Linked DNA regions of Mus musculus: region 1 is linked to region 2. Evidence: chromatin loops called from intact Hi-C (ENCODE). Cell type or tissue: heart. All regions are shown on one strand. Links, peaks and the distances in the headings refer to the core of each region. The heading gives the core; the rest is flanking DNA. Region 1 overlaps Sp2 (Sp2 transcription factor). Region 2 holds the start of Nfe2l1 (nuclear factor, erythroid derived 2,-like 1).

Region 1 (9,226 bases), core at 477-8,476, 140 kb before region 2:
ATTCAGTATCTGTGAAGCATTGGCTTTGAAAGCCATGAGAGCTGGCAAAATCACCAGAAAGCAGAGAAGACAGAAATGTAGGTCCTGAAATGGATTCTGGAGCTTAGAGTTTAACTGCCTAGAATTTGACAAGAGGGGAAAAACCACCAGAGATTTAGAAGAAACCTGCAGAGCAGGAGGCTGTCTTGGGCACATAAAATAACTGTTTCCAGGACCAAGAACAGTCAGCTCTCAGATCACAAGACGAGGGCTCAGGTCTCGGAGTTAGCAGTTAGATTCAGAAACATGAGGCCTGGTAGCATTGGCAGTTTGGGGAGGATGAATGACGTGTACAGCCTGATTGGAGCCACGCTCAGGAATGATTGTGGAGAGTAATGAGGAGCAGCAAGTGCACAGCCTGCTGGGCTTAGGGTAGAGCTGTCCTTTGCACAATTGTTTGTTTGTTTGTTTGTTGTGTTTTTCAAGAAAGGATTTCCTAGCTGTCCTGGACTTGCTTTGTAGGCCAGGCTGGCCTCCAACTCATAGAAATCTGCCTGCCTCTGCCTCCTGAGTGCTGGGATTAAAGGCGTGCGCCACCACTGCTCAGCAAACTGCTCAGCAAACATGCATTTTAATATACCTAGCCTTCCCAATATTACAGCAAATGTTACACTGGTTTAAAAAACAGGTGTAGTGATGCACATCTGTATTCACAGCACTCCAGAGGTGGAGGCTGGAGGACCAGGAGTTAAAGGCCATGCTTGGATCCATAGTGAATTTGAGGCCAGCTTGAACTCCATGAGACCCTATCTCAGAAACCAAAGACTACTTAGGTTTGCTGAGAGTCAGACAAAGTCATTTGCCACAACGTGTTTTATAACAAAGTGTATATCATGTAACTTACTGGATACTGTACTAAACTTAGAAAACATAATTATGAGTGTGCTTTCATGTACTATGACATTGAAAAATGAAGTTGGAAGCCTGCCGGGTAGCTCAGTGCTTCAAGGTGTTAGCCTGTCATGTCAGGCTGAGTCTGACACCACGGATTCAACCCCAGCACCCACATGGGGGAAGGGGAGAAACAACTTGTAAAAGTTGTCCTCTGACCTCATGTTGGCCATGGCATGTGTGTAGCCATACACAGATGTCCACACATATACACACAAATAAAATATGTTTAAGGTGAGAAAAAAAGAAAGTTAAGTTGAACCAGAGGAGTAAGGAGTCTCCTTGGTGACTGAGGAGTTAGAGAGGTTAGGAATCCCGGCTCAGAAAGGAAGGGTAACTGCTTGATAAAGTCCTGTGTGTATCTCAGGGTCATGGCGGAGCGGTGGGGTCAGGCTTGGGCTGGAGAGGGGATCTGCTCTCTCCTCTTGGCCTGTGGCGTTAGCAGCCTCTGCTCAAGAGTTCTGCAATGAAAGGCATGAACTAAATCTTCCTGTGTGTGGTTGCTGGGTTCAGTTTTCGGGACAGTTTGGAGCCTGTCCCAGCTCAGCTTGCTCCCTCCACCCTCCATCCAGGCTGATTCATTCACTAGTTTCCCTAGAGGTCCAGTTTTGTTCTTTAAAACCAGCTGTAGCTTGCTTTTTCCTCACCAGCTCTGAGTTCTTCCAGGCTAGGCAACTGGGAAAGCCTGGCCTTAGAAACTGCTTTACTGGCTTCTGGCCCAGCCAGACTGACCAAAATAGCCACCAGAAGGACTGTTTGTGCAGAGTGAAATTCCTGCTGGGGAAATACCATAGTGGAGGGCTAAGGAAGCCATAGTTGGGAAGGGTTTAAAAAAAAAAAAAAAGCCCAGTAGCCTAGGGTCTAAGTGTGGACTTTGAGCCCCGTTCCATCCTAGGATAACCTGATAATCAGGGCTCAGGGTCCTTCCTATTATGTTCTCCCAACCCAATCGGCCAGAGAAAGCCCACCCCCTCCAGCGTAGAGCCATCTATGCTCCCTGCTCTGTGGTGAGGCCAGCATTGCCAAGGGTGCTACAGGAGTGTGCACTGGCACCCAACAAGGTCATCTGCTTCTGGAGAGTAAGTGAGAAACAACCTCTAGGGATTATAAGTGGCCAAAGGGAGAGCGCTGGCTTCAGGCTCCCAGGAGAGAGAATGGCAGGCGAGGAGGGAGGAGGCTGGGTGCTTGGTCCCTCTAAGCTTATCAGAAGAGCTTCCGAAGAAAACTATGGGGGAGGTGTGGTCAGGGGAGAGGGTAGAAGGGTTCTGGGTTTGCAAAGATAGTCTTCCAAAAGTGAACTGGCTGGATAAAGGGAAGTGGGCCAGAGGCTGAAAGCTGCCCTGGAGGCTGTGGATGGGAGCTCTGCCTGAGCCTGAGGGGTCATTTAAGCAATGCCTTGGGATTACTGAACAGCAAGGAGAGAAACTTGTACCAAGAATGAGGAGGACCCAGTTACCCACCAGGAGGGTGATGCTCAGGGTCCTGCTGAGATTGCAACTACATATTCCAAAGACTCTATTCTCCCCACTCTTGCGGAACTGTACCAGGAACCAGTGAAGACCAAGCAGCAGCACAGCTTACTCAAAGAGCAGGCCCTTACTCCCATCCCTTAGGCTGCTCTCACTGTAATGGGCACTGGATGCTAGCAAAAGTCCTGACTTCATCTCAGTCCAGAAAGGACCCAAGGAGACGATATACCTGTTACAAAATGGCTGTCAATAAATTTTGCTAGGGAGGAAAATGAAAAGTGGCCTAAAGGTGCAAGCATCAGCTGGAAAAGTCAGAAGAGCCCTAAGCAAGGGAAGGGTAACAGAGATAAGCTCCTGGGATCCAAAGGGAGGGCTGCGGAGGCTGGGGAGGGGAAAGAACAAACAGGCCAGGAGGGAATGCTCTGGGTTGGGAGTGTCTGGCTGACCCAGTGAAGGGCCACAGAGGGCTGGGCTGAACACAGCCCTGGGAGCGAGCCTGTGGAAGCAGTCTGAAGCCACGTGAACAGACACAGTCCCCCAAGGAAAGAGGTCTTGGGTGAGAAGGGTCGTTTGTTGAAGAATATCAGTATTTCAGTGATGGAGTGAATTTGGAGGGGGCGGCAGCCTCGAGAGAGGTCTGGTGACCTGGTAGAAGCAGCCCTCTGAGTGTGGAGGGAGGTGTGGAGGGGACGGCAGCGTGAGGCAGGAGGAGAAGGCTGTACTGGAGGGCAAGAGATGGAGGCGGATGCTCTTAAGAGTCTGGACATTAGGTGCTTTTCTCTCTGTCTTGGGTTCTGTTCGGCCCTCAGTTACCTGATACTCCTTCCTCCCTGCTGCCTTGTTCACACCCTCAGGACTTTTCCTTAGGACAGAGATGTGCCGGTCATTATTGCTTGTATCAAAGATCACTGCCACACTTCAGCTTAGAGACTTGGGGACGTTTTAGCTGAAATGAATGATAAAATCCAGATTCTACAACTGAGAGACACGCACTTTTTTCTTTCAAGAATATTTAGTAAGTGTGTGTGATATGGCTCAGCAGATAAGGTGATTGCTGCCAAACTTGATAACCAGGGTTCAGTCCCTACAGAACCCACGTGGTGGAAAGAACTGGTTCCAAATTGTTCTGTGACTTTCATATGTGTTCAAACACACACAAAATAAATAAATGTAAAAAAGGAGAAAAATGCAGTAATCCTTATTACCCATATTGCTAAGTTGTAGGTTTCAGTGACCACATACTACGGTACTATTAAAATTTGGTGGCTGTGCTGGAGATGGCTCAGGGGTATAGCATTTGCTGTGCGTGTGTGAGGCCCTGAGTCAAACCCCTAGAACAGGAAGAAGACCGTGTAGCATAGTGGAAGTGGTGTGAAGTGATTACAGAATCAGAGCTGAGCCCCTCTGTGGCTTTCTATCCCACTCTGCAGTGCTCTCAGTAGCGTGGAGGAGCATCAAGCATGACTTACATCACATTACACACGCTAAACACAGGGTTCCAGGTGGAGTGAGGCTGCTCGGAGAATCTGTGGGTACGTGTCTGCCTCTCCTTATCCACATCCACTGCCTCACACCAGCCAGAAGTGCTTCTCTCTTTCTTCTTCTTTCTCTTTCCAGAGTAGAATTCTGCAGTGGCAGGGAAATGTTTCTCCCATTTTTGCCCAGGGGCCACACAAAGCTCTCAGTGACAATAGGAGACAGCCATAGTGGTTTTAGACTAAAGAAGTATTTCATGAGCCAGCTGGGGAAGAAAATGAAACTAGGATGAGGTGTGCAGCCGGAAGCAGCAGCCCGCAGCCTCCGCAGTAGGCTCTGCTTTACCCTCTGACCCAGTGGCTCTCAACCTTCCTACCACTGCGACCAGCTGATACAGTTCCTCGTGGAGTGACCGCCAACCATAAAATTATTTTGTTGCCACTTCATAATTGTAATTTTGCTATTATGACTCGCAATACAAATATCTGATATGCAGAATATCTCATATGTGGCTCCTACAAAAGGGCCGACTGACATCCCTTCAGGGGTCATGACTCACAGGCTTAAACTCTGGAGTTCAACCAGGTTTCCACACCGATCGATCCAGGGCTACAGAGGGAGAGCGAAGCGGTTAGGAAGTGCTGGTCTGTCTTTGTTCCACTTCCTTTTACTCTGCCCACTGCAAGTCTCTGTGTTTCGTAATACAGGAAGGACATCATTCACTAAGTTTTGTTAAGTAAACTTGAATCCTTGAGAACCTCCTAAGAGACCTTTGTGGGGCTTTTGTTTTGTTTTTAAAGATTTATTTATTTTATTGTATGTGAGTACACTGTAGCTGTCTTCAGACACACCAGAAGAGGGCATCAGATCTCATTACGGATAGTTGAGCCACCATGTGGTTGCTGGGAATTGAACTCAGGACCTCTGGAAGAGCAGGCAGTGCTCTTAACCGCTGAGCCATCTCTCCAGCCCCAACCTTTGTGTTTTCATCAGCACAACCTGGACTGAAAATTTTTTGTTTGTTTTGTTTTACTGTGCTAGGTATGTAACCAGGGACCTTGCACATGTGAGGCAGGGTCTCTCCCACCTGATCCACACCCTTGCGCCTCAGGATAAACATTTGAAAGAAAATGTAGTCCAACTTTTCACCCCACCTCTATCCCATCTCCAACAATATACATCTTGTCTCTGGTTAAACAATTTTAGAGAAAGGGAGACATCACCCCCTCTGAGACAACTGGTTCAGTCTTTCAAAGGTATCTTTGAGTTAAACAGAAACCTGGCTTCTTGAACATCTACACGGGTGGCTTGCTTTTGTCCTTTGAACTTACAGAGTGTGGTCAGAAGCTTGAAAGTCTCTCGTTGGAAATACCCCTTAGAATGGGCCCAAGACTGAATATAACCCAGTGTGGGGAGTAATATATAGGGAATATTATTTTTCTTGTCTTATAATTGTATTTTTTAGTTTTTTTAAAAATAGTTTTTGTTAGCCAAACATGGTGGTGCATGACTTAAATTCCAGCAGTCGGAGGCAAAGGCTAGACTAATGTGATATTCAGTGAGTAAATAGTTAATTAATTAAAATGACAATTACCATAAGGAAAAAAATGTCAGTCAAAAGACCCAAGATGCCTGGCCATGGTGGTGCACGCCTTTAATCCCAGCACTTGGGAGGCAGAGGCAGGCGGATTTCTGAGTTCGAGCCAGCCTGGTCTACAAAGTGAGTTCCAGGACAGGACAGCCAGGGCTACACAGAGAAACCCTGTCTCAAAAAACCAAAAACAAACAAACAAAAAAAGACCCAAGATGCCTGTGGCCCCTGGTCCTGAGCCAAATCTGAGTTGGATACCTTGGCTCGTACCCACCAACCCTTAGCCCCAAATGATATGATCACCTTCATTTCCTCCTCCTTGTTCACAAAAATACTATAAGCACTACAATGTCAGGTGAAACAGAATGTGTGGTGCATGTCTTTTACAGATGGGCCCATCCAGAACCTTTAAAAGCAAATGGCTGTGCTTACAGGACTAGTTTTTGCAATTGCATGCTTTTTTCTGTAGTTGTTCCTTCATAACTGCAATGATTTTACAGGGATCCGTGTCTGTAATATCCTAGAATCTATGTGTCCACTGCGCAGAACCATCCACTGGCCTCCCAGTTGGCAGCATCGCAGGATCACCCTTGTTCTGCTGCATCTCATGGCTTGGGGCCTGGTGACCACTGAAGGCACTGTGTTGCTTCCTGGCCAGCCAGCCTGCCTGTTTCTCTTTCTTTACCTTCTACCTTTCAGGGGCCTGAAAAAAGCCATGAATGGTGGTACTTCTGTCCTCACCAAACTATAGTTCTGTTTCTGCCTGAGCTCTGTCCTCATAGACTCCTGACTTGGGGTCAGTTCCTGAGCTTCTGTCCCTTGAGTCTTCCCCATCTCTCTGTTTCCTGGAATTTGCTTTCTTAATGTCTAAGATACCAGCCTGACTTCCCAGTTGCTTTGCCTTAGTGATTTATGACTCTTACCATGGCAGAGTCTTCACCCAGAGCTCTTAGGGCTTCATTTTCCTTTCTTTCTTCTTTTTCTTTCTTTTTTTGTTTGTTTGTTTTTTGTTTTTTGGATTTTTTTTAATGGGCTCACTATGTAGACCAGGCTGGCTTCAAACTCCTAGAGATCCAGTTTCCCCTGCCTCCCATGTGCTGAGATTAAAGGCGTGTGCCACCACATCCAGCCTCTTGCTTGCCCTTTATTTGTTTAAAATGCTATGTGTATGGGTTTTCCCCTGCATGTACGTTTTACACCACTTGCATATGTGCATCCTGCACTGGAGGCTAGAGGAGGCCAGCCCTTGGAACTGGAGATACAGAGGATTGTGATGACCATGTGGGTGCTGGGACTTGAACATGGGTCTTCTGGAAGAATAGCCAGTACTCTTAGTTTCTCTCTTATCAAAAGTAAGCGGCTGGGCCTGGTGGCACACACCTGTAATCCCAGCCCTTGAGAGACTAGTAAACGAGTCCCAGGCCAACCTGGGATATGGTGCAAGATTCCTGTCTCAAATAAAGTAAAATTAAAGTTTAAAAATTATAGGAGGATACAGTGATCCTTTGGTACCCACAGGAGCTCCTGGAGATTCCAGAACCCGTAGATGCTCAAGACTTATATATAATGTATAGAAGTTACCTGTAAGTTGCACATCTGCCGCATACCTTAAGTCATCTGCAGATTATGTAGCACCAACATTTCTTGATGCATGGTTGGTTGAATCTGTGGCTACAGAACCTGTTGATATGGAGGTCAACTATCCAGTTGTGGGGAAATGAGAAGAGAAAAATTCTGCCAGCTATTACTGCATATACACAAAAGTGGAAAGTGTTCATTCTTCCATGTAGTTGTTAGCCCTGCTGAGTCTATGACCTACACAGTCAGATCAGTTGTCCTGGGTAAAGGGGTTAGTCCACTTAAGGCAGCGCTTCTCAGCCTTCCTTACGCAGCAACCCTTTAGTGCAGTCCCTCATGTTGTGGTGACCCCCAAACATAACATTATTTTTTCTGCCACTTCACAGCCATACTTTTGCTACTCTTACGAAGTGTCATGTAAATACTTTTGGAGAGGTTTGCCAAATGGGTCACGACCCATAGGCTGAGAACTGCTGGCTTAAAGGAGTTGCCGTCTTCTGGTTCCTGGAGGCCCTTGTGTCTCTGTGTGAAGGTTGATGAAGGTTGAGCAGACAGACAGCCTTTAGAGTAGGACAGCTATGTCCTGCTGCTCAGGAATGCTGGCCTTGCCTTTCTTCTTTCCCAGACTGGCTTGCATCTAGCTCCCGCTGGATTGAGCTGGTAGCCTGCCTTAGCACAAGCCTAGAGGCTCTGCCCCAATGAAGAGATTCAGATTTAGAGGGCTACCAGTGTCCACCAGGGGGCACTCTGGACTCAGCACAGCCGGACCGACACACGAGTCTCCCAGTTCTCCTCATCTTAGATGGTGTGGGGAGTGTGGTGAAGGCAGGCCTGGCCTGAATCGATGAGTGTAAGCAAAGGAAAAGCTCACCCTGGCAAGCCCGGGGCTGGGATGCTCGAGCGGGGCCTTGCAGGAAAAGCTCTTAACCTGTTGGAAAAGCAGCAACAGAGGCAAAAAAAAAAAAAAAAAAATTAATTTAATTTAAAAAGCGGAGGCAAGGGGCCTTGGGTTCTCCTGTGGTGTGTTTCTTACATCATTCCATCTTTCTCCCAGCAGATCCACAGATGAGCATGGCCGCCACTGCTGCTGTCAGTCCCAGTGACTACCTGCAGCCTGCTGCTGCTACTACCCAGGCAAGTGCACGGTGCTCTCTGAGGGCAGGGCCAGAGCCCGGCGGGTTGATGAAGTGGGTTTTCTGCCTTACTCAGACCCGCTCGCTCTCACTGCAGACACCCAGGGAGATTCACTTGTTCTCATTTCTGAACTAAGACATAGACACCTGTCTAAGATGTCAAAGTTGGGTCAGGCAAAAAGAGTTGTGTTACCCGTGACCTCTGGGGCTGGGGCCATGGCTCTTAGTAAAGTTGCTGCACATGCATGAGTTCTTGAGTTCAATTCCAAGTTCCCGTGTAAACCGCTGGGCTGGGCTTGGTAGTACACACCTATAATCCTGGCATTCGAGAGGCAGACAGAGGGGCTCCACTGGGCTTACTGGCCAACTAGTCTTGCCCAGTCAGTGAGTTTCAGATTCAGTAAGAGACCCTGTCTCAAAAATGACGGCAAAGGAGGTGGAGAGAGCCAGGCGTGGTGGCGCATGTCTTTAATCCCAGCACTCGGGAGGCAGAGGCTGGCGGATTCCTGAGTTCGAGGCCAGCCTGTTCTACAAAGTGAGTTCCAGGGCTACACAGAGAAACCCTGTCTTGAAAAGCCAAAAAGAAAAAAAGAGGTAGAGAGGTGCTCAGTGGCTTAAGAGCGCTGGCTGCTCCTCCAGAGGCCTGGGTTTGATATGATAGCTCATACTCCAGGATCAAGTGATCTGACACCCTCTCTGGCCTCTGAAAGCACCAAGTACAAGTACTTGAGTAAGGCATAGACATACATGTGGGAAAAACACCCACATACATTAAATAAATAACAATTTAATAAACAAGGGAGAGTCAAAGAGTGAGACTTCATTAACATATCTGGCCTCTACCTACTCCACCTATGCTGATTCGGCTATACCCACACACCCTCCACATGAACACATACATGTATATAATACACACTCCAGAACAAAACCAGAAACCTTTTACCGAGAGCAAGTTCATGTCATCTTCCCTCCCCATCAGCTCTCCTCTCCTCCTTGTACTGAGTTGGTAGAATTCCAACTGATTCCAGGTATCTGATACCTGGGTGTGT
Region 2 (9,226 bases), core at 540-8,539:
ACCAATGGTTTGGATGGTCCCAGTCTTCAGTGGAGGTTAGGATCAGAGAAAGGACCACCTCAAGCAGAGGGAGATGCGTCCCACCTCTGGGTGAAGAACCTTGAGCTTGCTGCATAGGACAGGGGGTGAGGGGTCAGGAGGGGTCATGATGGGATGCAGCGATGGGATGCAGCCTGCAAGGGACACACATGTGGACCTTTTGTAAACTGTGTCTTCATCCTTTTTTTTCACTTATAGCAATGTTTATTTCGTGGTCTCAATAACTTAGTGGCTAAATGGTCTGCTTTCTTGTTTTCCTCTTTCTAAGTGTGGAAATTAGTTCTTGGTTTGTTTTTTTTTTTTTTAAGATTTATTTATTATATGTAAGTACACTGTAGGTGTCTTCAGACACTCCAGAAGAGGGTGTCAGATCTCGTTATGGATGGTTGTGAGCCACCATATGGTTGCTAGGATTTGAACTTCGGACTTTCTGAAGAGCATTCGGGTGCTCTTACCCACTGAGCCATCTCACCAGCCCTAGTTCTTGGTTTTATTTTGGGACAAAAGTTTGAGCTCTGGCAGCCCTAACAAGCCAGCCTCTGGGATCTGTCTCAATATGTCAGAGAGATGAGTGTATTAACCACCTTTCTTATTGCTGTGATATTTCCGCCATGGCCAAGGTAACTTAGAAGGATTTGGGGCTTACAGCTCCAGACGTCTATTACCATCTCAGCAGGGAAGTGTGCTACCAGGCACATAAGGCAACTAGATCTGAGAAACTGAAGAACTGAGGGCTCACATCTCTAACAGCAAACAGCAAACAGACCACTTGAGTTTGAAATGGAAAGTCTTCTGAAACCTCAAAGCCCTGCCCCAGTGATGTAATTCCTCCAGAAAGGCCACACCTTCTAGGCTTCTCCAAATAGACTTCTACTAGGGACCAAGTACTCAAATGCCCGGACCTATGTGGGTATAGTGTGGGTATAGGGGAAGCACCTCATTCCAACACTGCAAGTGACAGTGAAGAGCAATAACTCTTAACTGAGAACTGCCCCCATTTGATTAGTTATGATTGGAGCACATTTTAGGGGTCTGGAACAGGACACTTAACAACTGCTAGTAAGAGACTAACTAAACAGATTAGATATAAAATGGAGGGGGAAGCCAGCCTGGTCTACAGAGTGAGTACCGGGACAGCCAGGGCTACACAGAGAAACCCTGTCTCAACAAACCAAACCAAACCAAAAAACCAAAAAACACTATGGTAATTTTAAGAGCTTGTCATAATTGGCCCTCCCTTTTAAGAAGGGGAACTGAGTGACTTGATTTTTTTTTTTTTTAACTTTTCTGTTTGTCTGCTTCTACTTTTGTGTATGCCTCTAAGCCCATTGGGGCCCTGACTGCGCTGTGAATGCACTGTAGCTGAGGGTGGTGAAGCACACCTGTAATACAGGCAGAACCGGGGAGGCAGAAGCAGGAGGCTTGCCCTAAATTCCAGGGCAGCCTGGGGCTATAGAGGGAGAAACTGAGAAAACAAAACAACCTACTGTACTCTGAAAATGCTTCTATTTTTTGCAGGAGCTTTGAATCATGGGGTCTACCTGCTTTTCTTTTCTTTTCTTTTTTTTTTTTAGATTTATTTATTATTATATGTAAGTACACTGTAGCTGTCTTCAGACACACCAGAAGAGGGAGTCAGATCTCGTTACGGATGGTTGTGAGCCACCATGTGGTTGCTGGGACTTGAACACTGGACCTTTGGAAGAGCAGTCGGGGGGGCTGGTGAGATGGCTCAGCTGTTAAGAGCACCAACTGCTCTTCCTAAGGTCCTGAGTTCAAGTCCCAGCAACCACATGGTGGCTCACAACCATCTGTAATGAGATCTGACTCCCCCTTCTGGAGTGTCTGAAGACAGCTACAGTGTACTTACATATAATAAATAAATAAATATTAAAAAAAAAAAAAAAAAAAAAGGAAGAGCAGTCGGGTACTCTTACCCACTGAGCCATCTCACCAGCCCCTACCTGCTTTTCTATTGCTAGAACCTTTTGTTTATTGCAGCAGATTAAACCCAGTGCCCCTTGCACGCTGGGTAAGTACTCTATCACGTTTTCTTTCTTTCTTTTTTTTCTTTTTTGTAGTTAACATCTAGGTTCCATGCTTCCGTGTACTTTTTGTTTGCTTGTTTTGTTTATGAGCAAGGGCATGCATGTGGCCCTGGCTGTTCTGGAACTTTCTATGTAGCTCTGCCTGTTCTGGATGATTAATTATTTCTCCAGCGGTGAAACGAGCCAACTCAAGCCAGATCAGGGTATATGTAAGCAGGTTTATTGGGAAACTGCTTCCAGGCAGGTGAGTTCACTGGTCCGGAGCCACAAGGTCAGGGGGAGGGAGACAGAGGGGAGGGGAGAAGAGAAAGAGAAACAAGTGCAGAGGGAGAGAAAAGAGAAGGGAGGGGCCAAGAGAACTAAATGTCTGGATTGTACAGGGAAGAGCCTGTGGGGAGTCTGTGTAGAGGGTGAGTATGCCAGGTAAGGACTGAGGAATGCTGGGAGGACCTGGAGGCCAGGTCTACTTTGTAAAGTAAAATAACCCCTCTGAAACCCAACACTTGTAGCCCTGGCTGATCTTGAACTCTTCGTACATGAGAATGCCCTTGAGTTCACAAAGATTCCAAGAGTGCCAGGATTAAAGGCATGGGACACTATGCCTGTTGTTTTGAAGACCCAACAATTAATACACAAATGTCTAGTTTTCATAAATTTTGTATTCTAGTAATTTATTGGGACACACTAAAAAACGATGAAGTAAAAACAGTCTTTGAAAGTGTTAACTAGCTCAAAATAATTTGTTTCCATTTAAAAAGGTATGTGGTAGCTTAATAATTTTTGTAAGAATCAGTTGAATTCTTGGTGCATATTATATCTGTGAAACGTACTTTACATTCTGAGAACCCCTCCATATTGGTGCTAACTCTCCTAGCACAGCGTGAAGTGAACTTATCTGCTGCATTATCAGTTGGCCTTGTCCTTAATTGCACAAGGACAGCGAATAATGAACTGTCAACTAGATTATGGCCTCTTAAAAGGAGACAAGAACTCAGTTGGCATCTCACCTCTGTCCCACAGCTACACAGTACAAACTTCAATACAATGATTTCCTACATGTGGTCTTCGGACCAGCTGTATCAGAATTACTTATAGGGAACGTTATCAGGCCCCTACCACAGGGTCACTGAACAAGAATCTCACAAAGGCTTTGTAATTTGGAATCTAATAAATGATGTTGAGAGCACACTTATATTTGAGTCACAAAAAATGTTTTGGTACTATAGTTGTATGGGGAACTCTGGCAACGATGGAACGTTCCTGAAAAGCAAAAACTAAGCTGTGTGCGAGGTTAGAGGAAGGGGAGGGGCTCTTCCCGGTGTTTCTTTGATGGCAAAAACGAGTTACTATGTCCTATCTATCACACTACCAACATTTCTCTAAGGCCCTCGTCTGCCCCGCAGTTTCCACGACCTGACTGTTGCCTGGGCTACAAGATGCCACCCTTCCTGCCTGACGAACAGGTTACACCAGGCTCTAAGGCAGACAGGGGGTACCGGTTTCCGTTGCCAGGACTCAAGATGGCGACACGAACGTCGCGACCATCAGAGCCACATGCTCCGTACTCCGCCTCGGCCCCCCCCTCGGATCTCACTGGACTTTTACAAGTCACCGTGGGGACCCTCAAGGACGGAATCTCGGGCTCCGGCGTCAATGCTCCATTATCTGCCTTAAAGGACCGCATTCCTAGGCACACAATGAGCTAGAATCACCTAACTTACAACACCGCCCACCTCCAACCCGCAGCGGAGAGGTTCAGAATGCCGGACACTAGGGCCTTCGCCTCACTCATTGGTGGGTCCATACCGGGGGGCGGGCCTGCACACTCATTGGACTTCTCTCCACGTCAGTCTCGGGAGGACTGTGCCGAGTGGGCAGACACAAACTCGACTATTGGGTTTTCTTTGCTGTCAATCAAAGTGACATCCGGTGACGACTCTAGTCCCGGCTATCTGATTGGACCAACTGTTTCTGGGGTGGCCGTGGCGGGCGGGTTTCCGAGTGCAGTGGAAGGAGGGGGCGGGGAGGGAAGCCGAGGCTGGGCGCTCCAGGCCGGCCGGAGGTGGCGGCGACGGCGGCGGTGGCGAGGCCGGGACTTGGGCTGAGGGCCTGCTGTGGCGGCAGCGACAGACTGTGACCTCAGCAGCGGGTACCTGCTCTAATTCCCTTCCCCAACGAGATAGCCGCGGTGCAACAGGGCCGAAAGCTTGTGGGATAAGGGGCGGCGAGATGTGGTTGAGGAGCAGGAGGCGGGACCCGGGAGGCCGAGAGGGGTCTTGATCGGGCTCGGGCCCTGGACACGGCCGGAAAGAAACGCGGGGCCGACCAGAAAGCGTGTTCCTGGGTGGGCTGGACTGAGAAGGGCCGAGGGCATGGGAGGGCGTGGTGAGGCTGGGCTCGCGAGCGGGGTGGGGCCTGGGGAACGGAGGGCGGGGTGAGGCTCGCTTTTAAGGGTGGGTCAAGGCCAGCAAAGTAGCACTTGTCGCTCCGTGTCCCAGAAAGCTTGGAGGCGCGTCGGCGAGAGTGGGCATGGCAGCTTGGTCTCATCCAGACTCGGGTACGGCAGGGTGGGACCGGACTGGGGCCGGAGCGCTCTCTCTTTGGCCTTGTGGGCTTTGAAGAACTTTGTCTGCTCTCTCAAACTTTAAGTGGCTCTTGGGAAGTTTTAGTAGTAAATTGCGCGAGGACGGGCGGGTTTCAAAAGCAGGGATGTTTACTCAACCGAATGAGGGTATTCGTGGGTGTGTGTGTCTCCTACGTGTCGCTCCCACTTCACCTTTAGAGCGAAGTTGATAGTGGGCCACAGTAGAGGAGTTTAGGAATTTAATGGAAGCTCAAAAGTAGAAATCAGAAATGGGAAGGCAAATTTACCTTCTCCCCACTTGGCAAGTGAGATCGAGAACTTGGCCATATCCTTCTGCTTTGGCTCAGAAGGTCATGTGAATAAAGCTAAAACCTGTGAATTCAAATTCCAGGTGGAGCACGGCTCCACAATCTTCCACTGTCCTCCTGTACCCTACCCTGTTCTTTTATTTTGCCATACTGGGGATTGGACCTAGGGCCTCTAACCAGGCACCCGTGATCTGTATCCTTGTCCTGGACATTCTTTTATTTTACTATTGAAACCAGGCTGGTCTTAAACCCCTGATCTTAACGTTTCAACGTTCTGAGTGGCCTGTGCTATTAGGCTGGTCTTTTATTTAAAAAAATAAATTAATTAATTAACGAATGAAAGAATGATAGGAAAGGGGAAATGAGATTTCAAAAGTTGGAATAACAAAAAGGCATATGAAATGGAGGCCTGAACATTTTCATGTATTTTTTCACAGTCTCTCAGTAATAATCTCTGTCTTCTCTTTAGAGTTGGAAAGGACAATGACATGGGAAACCAAATTTTTTTAAGGATAGGAAATGGACTTCTTGTGCTAAAATTAGAAACTGGGTAATGTGTTCTATTAAGAGTGTTGGTAAATGAGACAAAGTGTAAGAAAGTTTTGAATGCCTTGCACGCACAGTCTGCTTCAAATAAGACCTTTTAGGAAGTGTGGCAGATTTAATATTTAGTATTTAGGGTGCTTCTTTCCTTCCTTTTCCTTTCATAGTTGGCACAGCAGGTTTGGCTTGGCTTTTCCGTGTAAAAGTAACCTTTACACGTGTTTCCTACTCTCTGCCCGAGCTTCTTACCCTGACCATGAAGTGAAGAGTGTGGAATCTTATCTTGTTGTTCTGTGATTCCCATTTCAGGGTTCTCTGGAAACCCCCCTGGTAAGTGCAGAGGAGGCGGGACACTCTGACCCAAGACAAAGACCTGTAGCTCCAGCCAAAGAAAATAAACCTTAGGAAGGAGAAGGGGGGGAAAAAAAAAAGGAGGAAAGAAAGACTCCATCAGCTGTTGGTGTGAGCAGCCTGCAGTGGATCTCCATAGAGGACAACTAATGTGAATCCGAAAGTGACTGTGTATGGGCTGTGGTGAAGTAAGTTGAGGGCCCTGAGCGCCTGGACTGTGTTAGGAACGATCGAACGGCTCAACTTTGCGAGGTGAGGTGTCAAAAAGGGAAAAGTGAATGTGGCTTTCGCTCCACGGGGTGTGCTGTCGTCTGGGGCCGTCAGGGAGCTCAGCCCTTGTGTTGTGCCAGGGTGGGGTCCAGGGTCTGGCACTGAGGAGGGTAGCCTGCTGGCTGAAGTGGCAGAGCAGTGGCCTTGATTTGTCTTGTGGAAGATTTAAAAACAAAAAAGCATAAATATTCTGGTCCTTCAGCAATGCTTTCTCTGAAGAAATATTTAACGGAAGGACTTCTCCAGTTCACCATCCTGCTGAGTCTGATTGGGGTTCGGGTGGACGTGGATACTTACCTGACCTCACAGCTCCCCCCTCTCCGGGAGATCATCCTGGGGCCCAGCTCTGCCTATACCCAGACCCAGTTCCACAACCTGAGGAATACCTTGGATGGCTATGGGATCCACCCCAAGAGCATAGACCTGGACAATTACTTCACTGCCCGGCGGCTCCTTAGTCAGGTGAGGGCCCTGGATAGGTTCCAGGTGCCTACCACTGAGGTCAATGCTTGGCTGGTCCACCGAGACCCGGAGGGGTCTGTCTCTGGCAGCCAGCCCAACTCAGGCCTCGCCCTCGAGAGTTCCAGTGGCCTCCAAGATGTGACAGGCCCAGACAACGGGGTGAGAGAAAGCGAAACGGAGCAGGGATTCGGTGAAGATTTGGAGGACCTGGGGGCTGTAGCCCCTCCTGTCAGTGGAGACTTAACCAAAGAGGTTAGTGGCCCTATGGCGGTGGGCGGGCCTGGACAAGGGGGAGGAATGGGCTGGTTCTGAAGGGTTGTTGGCTCTGCACTGAGTCCTCTGAAGAACCAAATAGGTTGGGGTTGGGTTTGGACCTGTGGACCTGTTTGGGTAGGAATGGCCTAAATTGTCTGACTTCAGGGTTGGGAGCTGGGAAAATTTTTGTTTTGATCCATTGACCCACCTCTGAGGGTACTGTCAGGGTGGGGTGGTTCCTAGAACATACCAGGGTTTTTACTGCTTAGATTTTGGTATGACTGCTAGAGGCCTTAGCTGGGGACAGGGTTATGTTATGATAGGCTTTGAGTGCACATTGTTGCTAAGAAATACTGTGTGGCCTCTCTTGACTTGTTAGCCCCGCCCCCGCCCCCACCCTAAAACACTGTATCCTACTACTGTATCCTAAAGTTCTACAGGTCAGGCTTGTTGTTGTAAACTCCCTTTAGCTCCTGGGCCTGAGCCAAGGGGTAGACTTTGGTAGTTATTTTTGGCCAGCAGAGGCCAAAGCTCCCATTCTTTGCTAAAGGCCTGCTGCAGGGAGTAGAGCAGGAAAGGCTGGAAGCTAGAAGAGAACTGTACTGTGCTCAGCTCAGCTTGATCTGAGCTTAAGAGGTGATCTTTAGCTCCTGGCCCAGGGCTGGCAAACCTGTGGGTACAGAGAAGGATGCAGTTCCTTTTCTTTAGTGATGCAAATAGCTACTGCTGCCCTGTCTGACTACCTAAGTGGTGAAACAGGTCTGATCTGCTACTAGCCCTAGGAGCCCCCAAAAGACCCACTGCTCTCTGCACTGGCCTGGTTAGTGTGGAGGATAGAGCTGCTGCAGAGCTTGGTTCTCTCTGCCCACCATCTCAGACCACGTTTGTCTCCCTTCCTGCATTAGGTCTACTCATTATCTCAGTTGTCTTGATCATTAGTGACTGGTAGAGAGGATGCTTATATTCGATCCGTGGTCCTCATCTAGGGGTGATCTTTGTCACAGCTGTGGGGAAGGATGCTACTGGTACACCTGATAGGCAAGACCAGCAGTGTTGTCTTAAACAGTTTATCTCACCCTGAATTGTTGGTCATTGTGATTGGGAAAGCCGCTCACTCAGATCAGCTAGCTATCCTGGATCTGTGTGCGAGAGGCTGGGATTGTCTGACCATGGAGGTCCGGAGCATTTTTTGCCTATCAGAGATTTTGGTCTTATATCTATCTCTCTTTAAAATTGTGTTATTTTTGAGATGGTCTGGCTGGCCTGAATCTTGCTTTATGTAGGTAAGGGTAGCCTTGAACTTGCAGAACTTCTCTTGCCCTACTACCTTTGCCTCTCCCTAAATGCTGGGATTATCATGAGGCATGTTCTGCTGTCTGGCTTTGTATTAGATTCTTGTAGTGTCGCTTGGCATCTCACCTTTTTTCTGCTTCTCCTCACTCTGTGATTTAAATGGACTTCTGAAGTCCTGAGATCTGAAGAATCCTGTTCCTGCCCCCAAGTGGCATGGGTAGGTCTTCTCCTGAGAACCCTACAGGGTCAGCACTGATACTGTCCTTCAGGGAGCTTTTTGGGGAATATAGAAATTTTTGGATGTAACTGGGTGTGTTGGAGCAGAATAGGATGGAACTTGGTATCTGCCTTCCTTCTCATGGCCGTAAAGAAGGTGTGTTTTCTCTGACCCAGGCCCTACCACTCCACTCCCTCTGGGAAGCTGGGTGGGTCATGCCTGAGGGACCCAGGCTGGGGAGGAGGGAAGGGAGGATTATGATGTGCCTAGAACAACATTTCCTCAGCAACTCAGGGATAAAAATACCCAGGTCCAGAGCATGTGACAGGCACTGCTGGAGCCGGTATTATCCCTGGGGTGGTAGTGCTCCCTGCTGCCAGGCCTGTTCCATGGGCAGCCATAGCTTAGGCCCATGTCAGGGATAGGATTCCCCTCCAGGTTGGCACCCTGCCCAGAGCAAGGGGTGGCCTGTTTACAGCTCTTCCTGGGTTAGAAGCAGGCTGTAACCAAGGGAGAACACACTGTCTCTCTGGCCTGACCTTAGGCTCTGGGGGAGTAGTAGTGAGGAGAAATTTCTATTTCCCCTGAGAAAGCAATCCAGGAAGGCAGAAGTGGGATTTTTAAATTCCAATTCTGTCGGGTTTCCCCCACTCGCACCTCCTGGCCGGCCTGCTAGGAGAGGTGCTAGCCCGGGTTGGGCACCAAATGCTCTCCTTTTCTCCTCCTGACCCCCCAGCCCCTCCCCCAAGTTCTTTAAAAAGCTAAAATGGAAGTGGGTAACTGGCATATCTGCGGCCAGGACGGTGCTCAGCACCTGTCTCCCTAGTGCTGGCTTCAGGATTGTCTCTCCACTTTC

What was found. Peaks named below come from ENCODE experiments on the same cell type or tissue, not always from the same donor. Only the 100,000 strongest peaks of a DNase experiment are listed, where the experiment ranks them.
Region 1: it touches region 2 in a loop (2.4-fold over the local background); 2 of 42 quality-filtered maps call a loop at or near these places.

What each region holds. Positions count from the first base shown.
Region 1 is chr11:96,962,317-96,971,542 of GRCm38, reverse strand. It overlaps Sp2 (Sp2 transcription factor), which reads left to right. Exons shown (of 7, transcript NM_001080964.2): 2 at 8,102-8,178. D030028A08Rik (RIKEN cDNA D030028A08 gene) reads right to left here. Exons shown (of 6, transcript NR_003293.3): 6 at 6,483-7,972. Among named protein-coding and RNA genes, the nearest start is that of Sp2, 11 kb to the left of the region's middle. In heart, for the core only: CTCF peaks have their summits at 1,501, 1,702, 4,729 (motif pointing right) and 7,777 (motif pointing right); DNase peaks (open chromatin) are centred at 1,642, 2,112, 2,902, 7,802 and 3 weaker places; H3K4me3 peaks cover 2,544 bases; H3K27ac peaks cover 4,408 bases.
Region 2 is chr11:96,824,829-96,834,054 of GRCm38, reverse strand. Nfe2l1 (nuclear factor, erythroid derived 2,-like 1) reads left to right here and starts at 4,087. Exons shown (of 5, transcript NM_008686.3): 1 at 4,087-4,236; 2 at 5,832-6,857. The coding sequence starts at 6,348. In heart, for the core only: a CTCF peak has its summit at 4,600; DNase peaks (open chromatin) are centred at 3,914, 4,434, 6,704, 7,344 and 1 weaker place; H3K4me3 peaks cover 5,554 bases; H3K27ac peaks cover 4,735 bases.